Regions from separate parts of the Homo sapiens genome. Here region 2 is linked to region 1. A link is a loop called in an ENCODE intact Hi-C map of the cell type or tissue named here. Cell type or tissue: CD4-positive, alpha-beta T cell. All regions are shown on one strand.

Evidence for each region. Hi-C counts contacts between places; a loop is a spot of excess contacts. Peaks named below come from ENCODE experiments on the same cell type or tissue, not always from the same donor. Only the 100,000 strongest peaks of a DNase experiment are listed, where the experiment ranks them.
Region 2: it touches region 1 in a loop (2.6-fold over the local background); 5 of 110 quality-filtered maps call a loop at or near these places.

Annotation. Positions count from the first base shown.
Region 1 is chr13:73,707,385-73,709,884 of GRCh38, forward strand. The region is part of intron 7 of KLF12 (KLF transcription factor 12); the gene reads right to left. Among named protein-coding and RNA genes, the nearest start is that of LINC00393, 47 kb to the left of the region's middle. In CD4-positive, alpha-beta T cell, CTCF peaks have their summits at 1,211 (motif pointing left) and 1,416; a DNase peak (open chromatin) is centred at 1,177.
Region 2 is chr13:73,519,306-73,521,805 of GRCh38, forward strand. No RefSeq gene overlaps it. Among named protein-coding and RNA genes, the nearest start is that of LINC00392, 44 kb to the right of the region's middle. In CD4-positive, alpha-beta T cell, no CTCF peak of the experiment used is centred here; DNase peaks (open chromatin) are centred at 1,466 and 2,116; H3K4me3 peaks cover 1,020 bases; H3K27ac peaks cover 1,455 bases.

The DNA.
Region 1 (2,500 bases):
AACTTTTGTCTCTGGACTTCAAGTTTGGTGATATTTCTATTATATTTTCTAATGTCTCAGCAGTTACCAATATAGCTCATATTCATGAGCTATTTGATCAGGACTTACAAACAACTTACGGGGAGAGGATTTTTCCTTGAAAAATGTCAGTGTGCTCTTAAATGATTTATTATCTTGGCATCACTAAGCACTATGCTTTATCTAACAAGGAACCTAGATGGGGGGGTCTGAAATGGAGCTTTATGTGGAATGAGCTATTTAATTAATGAATACAGATGTGAAGTCATGAACAGCAGCACTCACTCGTCTGAAGTTAAGATCTAGCAACCACAAGCACCTGCGAACAAAAGGCCACCAGGATGCACAGCTGTCACAAAGCCCCTGATTTTCTTTGTAGGAATATCCTCAAACCACTTCAGAATCTCATCCAGTAAATGAAGATGAAGATTCAAATTAGAAGCAAGAAATACTGGAATAGCAGCAAGAAATGATGAGGCAAGTAAGAAAGTGAGAAAAGACAGAATCTGCAATCATTTAGGATCGCTATGTGTGGAGGGGCGTGTGTACATATGTGTGTGTGCATTCCAAATATGTAATCAAATATAATTAATGGAATAAACATGTAATAGTATTTGATATTAATTACAGAGACTTCATTCATCAAGAGAAAAATTATTAAATAATGTGTGGTTTCATAAAGGTAGGGAAGATCATACTCTGGAAACCATTAAATCAGAATTGCTTAATATTTTTAAGTGTCTATATGAATAAACTTCCTTAATGTACAAAATTCAGATATGAATAATTCCTAAGAAATGTGACTACCTTAAGTTTACTAATTTTTAAGGTTAGAGGTGTATGGCTTTCATATGAATTAAAATGAATATTATACAGGATTACCTACTGGGCCTCACAAATTTATCAGAGAACAGTATGTCAATTGGGGATAGAAAATATTTCCAGATTCATTTGAACAGACTATTTTTACATATTGTAATTCCTTTGCAAAAAAAATTTGATTTTATCTTTATTTTGCCTTTTAAAAAATTCATCATTAAATTGTAATATTCTGCAGAACACTGATAATGTCAGTGTCATTGTTCCATTTTAATGTCATGTCATACATACTGTTAGAGTTCTAGTTTCTCTTCAGACCCTCTTCTAGACTAGACCCAACATCTGGTTCTGGTGCACCATCTAGTGGCTGTAGGAATCACTGATGCCTGAATGTTACTTGCTTTTACTGCATTGTAGAAATTACTAGAGCATTTATTTTTTAGAAAATAGTGAGAATTCTAAAAGGCAAAACCAAATTCACAAAATTATTTTCTTCTAAAATTCAAATGCAAATCAGTTAATAAGCAATAGAACTCTTAACGTGAGGGAATCCATAGTGCATAATTGTTTTGTATAGCACATATTTAAATGACCATATTAATTTAAATGGCAATGCATACTCATTTAAGTACTAATATTTATTTGTGAATATGCATATTTATTTAAATACTCTGTAAACTGCTTCATGTACAGAGACCCACAATTTAGACAGTGGATATAAATAATTAACCTGCTGACAATAATGTGTATGTGATGGCTGAGATATATTTTTTCCTTTTTTTGACATGCCTTAAATGATTAAGCACAAGCAGGCATTAATAAACTCATTCAAAAATACTTGGTCACATCTTCGTGTTATTATCTAAACTGTACACTCATGAAAATATACTTATTTTTAATTTAGAAAGGCACTCCTCAGCATTTCTTTTTCTATTCTAAATTCTTTGCTAATATCTAGAAAATGTACCTCTTTCAAATACCTACAAATATGTTTAAGTTACTAAGTTGTAAATAAAAAGATGACTGATCAGGTACTTATATGGTACAAAAAGATGAAGCATTAAAGGCAAAATTAACTTTCTCAAAGCAAGTTTCTCACTGATACTTACTCCCCTCCCATAGCGTGCATGGCTCTCGTAAGTCAACTGGTATAATCCCAAATTCCAAATTAATTGTTGGTCACACACAAGTAACTTACTCAATATGCCTGAAGCAAAGGTAAGGCTAAGAAGATGTTTACTAAGAGCATGCAAACCAACCTGATTCCCTATAGAAATAGTTTTGATTTCATTTTGAACACTGTTACAAAATCTTATACATAATTATAAATCAGAAGTCAGGATGGGCTCATTTTGAACTAGTTACAGAAAAATCAACCAAATTTCACTTTTTTTCTTTCTAAAAATAATGTTATTTGACTGATAATAGTTCAAGGAAGCCATGACTGCACATAGTAACTATCTCTCTGCTAAGTGGATGAATGGATTTGACATATCTTGGTTTTGGGCAGGTATTTCACAAGGACATTTAGATTTAACTGTGAGGCAGAGAAATGTGAGCTGGAAACAGGAGAGCTAGGTGGATTCTGGCTACTGTTTAAAGAATTAAGACCTATCTGAATGGAGGCCTCTCGGATCATGTCTTAGGGTTTTTTCCTTGAACG
Region 2 (2,500 bases), 190 kb before region 1:
TGGGAATACAGCCCAGTAGGTTTCAGCCTCATTTTACCCAGCCCCATTCAAGATGGAGTTGCTCTGGTTCCCATGCCTCTGACATAGTTAGAACTCTGTGAGCTCCAGAAACCATGCCAAAGCAAAGCCCATGACTACCCTGTGTCCATCCCAAGATTTTCCTGCTGTCGGGGGCACAGCAGGGAGTCTCTCCCTGAGGCGGCCAGGAGTTCCTCAGTCAGAGGGAAAATACAACAGGAGAAGAATGGCTGTGCAGACGGCCTGCATAGATGATCTGGTACTAATATATCATTCAGAAAACACTTGCAATGTCCTTTATGATCCTCTCAGGATATTTTTATTACAATTACGGGCAACAGCCCATGAAAGATACGCCACGGTTCTCAATTTACCCAAGCAACTACCATACTCTTTTCTTTACTTCTGCTCTTACATTTAAAAAAAAAAGTTTCAGGGCTTACATATTACCTTTGCTAATTTTGAAAGAGAAGGAAAACCTGCAGAATCAAAAGCTCAAATAGCTCACTTTAAAAGCACTTGAGAACAAGAGAAAGTTTTATGTGATTACATTAATAGCAGTGACAAATGCATGTAAAACACTTAACTGTGGTCTGTGATGCAAAGAAAACCCATTTAGGTGTCATTCATCTTTTTCACATTAGTACAATGAGTACTCTCTGCTTTCTCTTCTCAGACAACACTTGAATTAGAATGCTGCATTTTCCAGAAGCAAGCCTTCTAACTTTTCTTTCTAGCACACCCTTCTATAGAAATGATTTAACCTCTAAAGCCCAAAAATATAAAACAAGATCTTTTTTTTTTTCATCTAATTCCATCTTCCTAAAATTTTTTTTTGGAAACACTTTGTCTTTGAAGGGACATAATTTCTATTTACTGATTGGCTAGCTCTCATATTTTTCTCCTAAAGAAAATAAAGTATGCAAAAGACCAGGCATGGTGACTTACACTTGTAATCCCAGCACTTTGGGAGGCTGAGGTGGGAGGATCGCTTAAGCCCAGGAGTTTGAGACCAGCCTGGGCAACATAGTGAGACCCCATCTCTACAAAAAAGTTGGGAGATGTGTGATGTGTGATGGCATGTGCCTGTAGTCCCAGCTACTTGGAAGGCTAAGATGGGAAGATCATTTGAGTCCAGGAGCTCAAGGCTGCAGAGATCCGTGATTGCAGCCACACATTCCACCACATTCCAGCCTGGGCAATAGAGTGAGACCTTTTCTTAAAAAGAAAAGAAAAGAAAAGAAAAAAAAGCAAAAAGCACAATAAACTATACCTGCTGGTAAGGTATTTCCTAACTCAGAATCATGAAGAATAGAAAAGAAACAGGGAGATGATAAAGAAGAAAACAGTGATGAGGTGTGGAGAAAAAGTGGAAGGGAGGGGGAAAGAGACGGGGAGGAGACAAGTGAGGAGGAAATGGAGGCATTAGAAGTGGCTGCTCTGAACATGCATCAACCTAGCTTCCCACAGCCGTGGATGCTGCACAGCATGAAAACTTCAAGAAACTTTCACAACTGTTCCCCTCCTCTCCTCCTAACTGCCATCTTCTCCCCACTCCCCAGTCAAGTTTTACACGTGAGAGAAACTGTATGATGTGGTGGAAAAAAAAGTTTTATGGAGAGTCAGATGACCCGCCTCTAACTAACCGTGACCTTGCCAGGTCATTCGGCTCCTCCAATCTTCTATTTCCACACTAGAAATAGCAGGGAGTTGGGCCTGAAGATCCCATAGTCCCTTTCATCTCTGACTTACCTGAAAACTCAGACCTGGAGAAGTTACTTGTGCAAAGCCACATAGCTAGTTAGGGGCAGGGCTAGGCTGGATCTAGGGTCTCCTGGGGAATCATAAGGTTTTTATAGCTTCCTTTAGGTGGAGTGGATTGTGCAGAAATTTATTCCGTGGACTAATACAGGCACCCGTCTTATTGAACCACCCTGTGTTCCCCCAAACCTCTTTACAATTTTGGTTTTTGTTTTTACATTTTTCCTGGAAGGTCAAGTCAGCCTGTACAAGAAACCCAGCAGTAGAGGCTGTCTCCTGTTCACTGTGAAAGTGAAAGCTTGGAGAAGAGCAGCCTGTTTACTAATGAGAGCAGTGAGGTCGTACCTCACTAGAGAGGAAAGAGGATGTCAGGCAGGTAAGGGCTTCAGAGGGTCTGGGTGAAGAATCAGTGCCAGTCTCCTCACTCCAACCTCATCCCTTCTCCCGCAGATGCACACAGGGACTGGGTGGACAGGAGGTCCAGTGTTGTCAGTCCCTCCTGTCTGCCCTTCAAATAAACATTTCAAGGCTCCCAAAGGGATTTCTTGCAAACTTGAGTTTCTGATGTGGAAGGAAATGTTTCCAGATATTTTTTAAAAATCACAACAAGCTCCAGCATCATACAAAGGAAAAGAAAATACTTAGGTTTAAAGCTTTGAAGGAATATTAAATAAGAGACAGAATTTTGGTTATGCCAGATATGAATGCCAGCACTATAGGA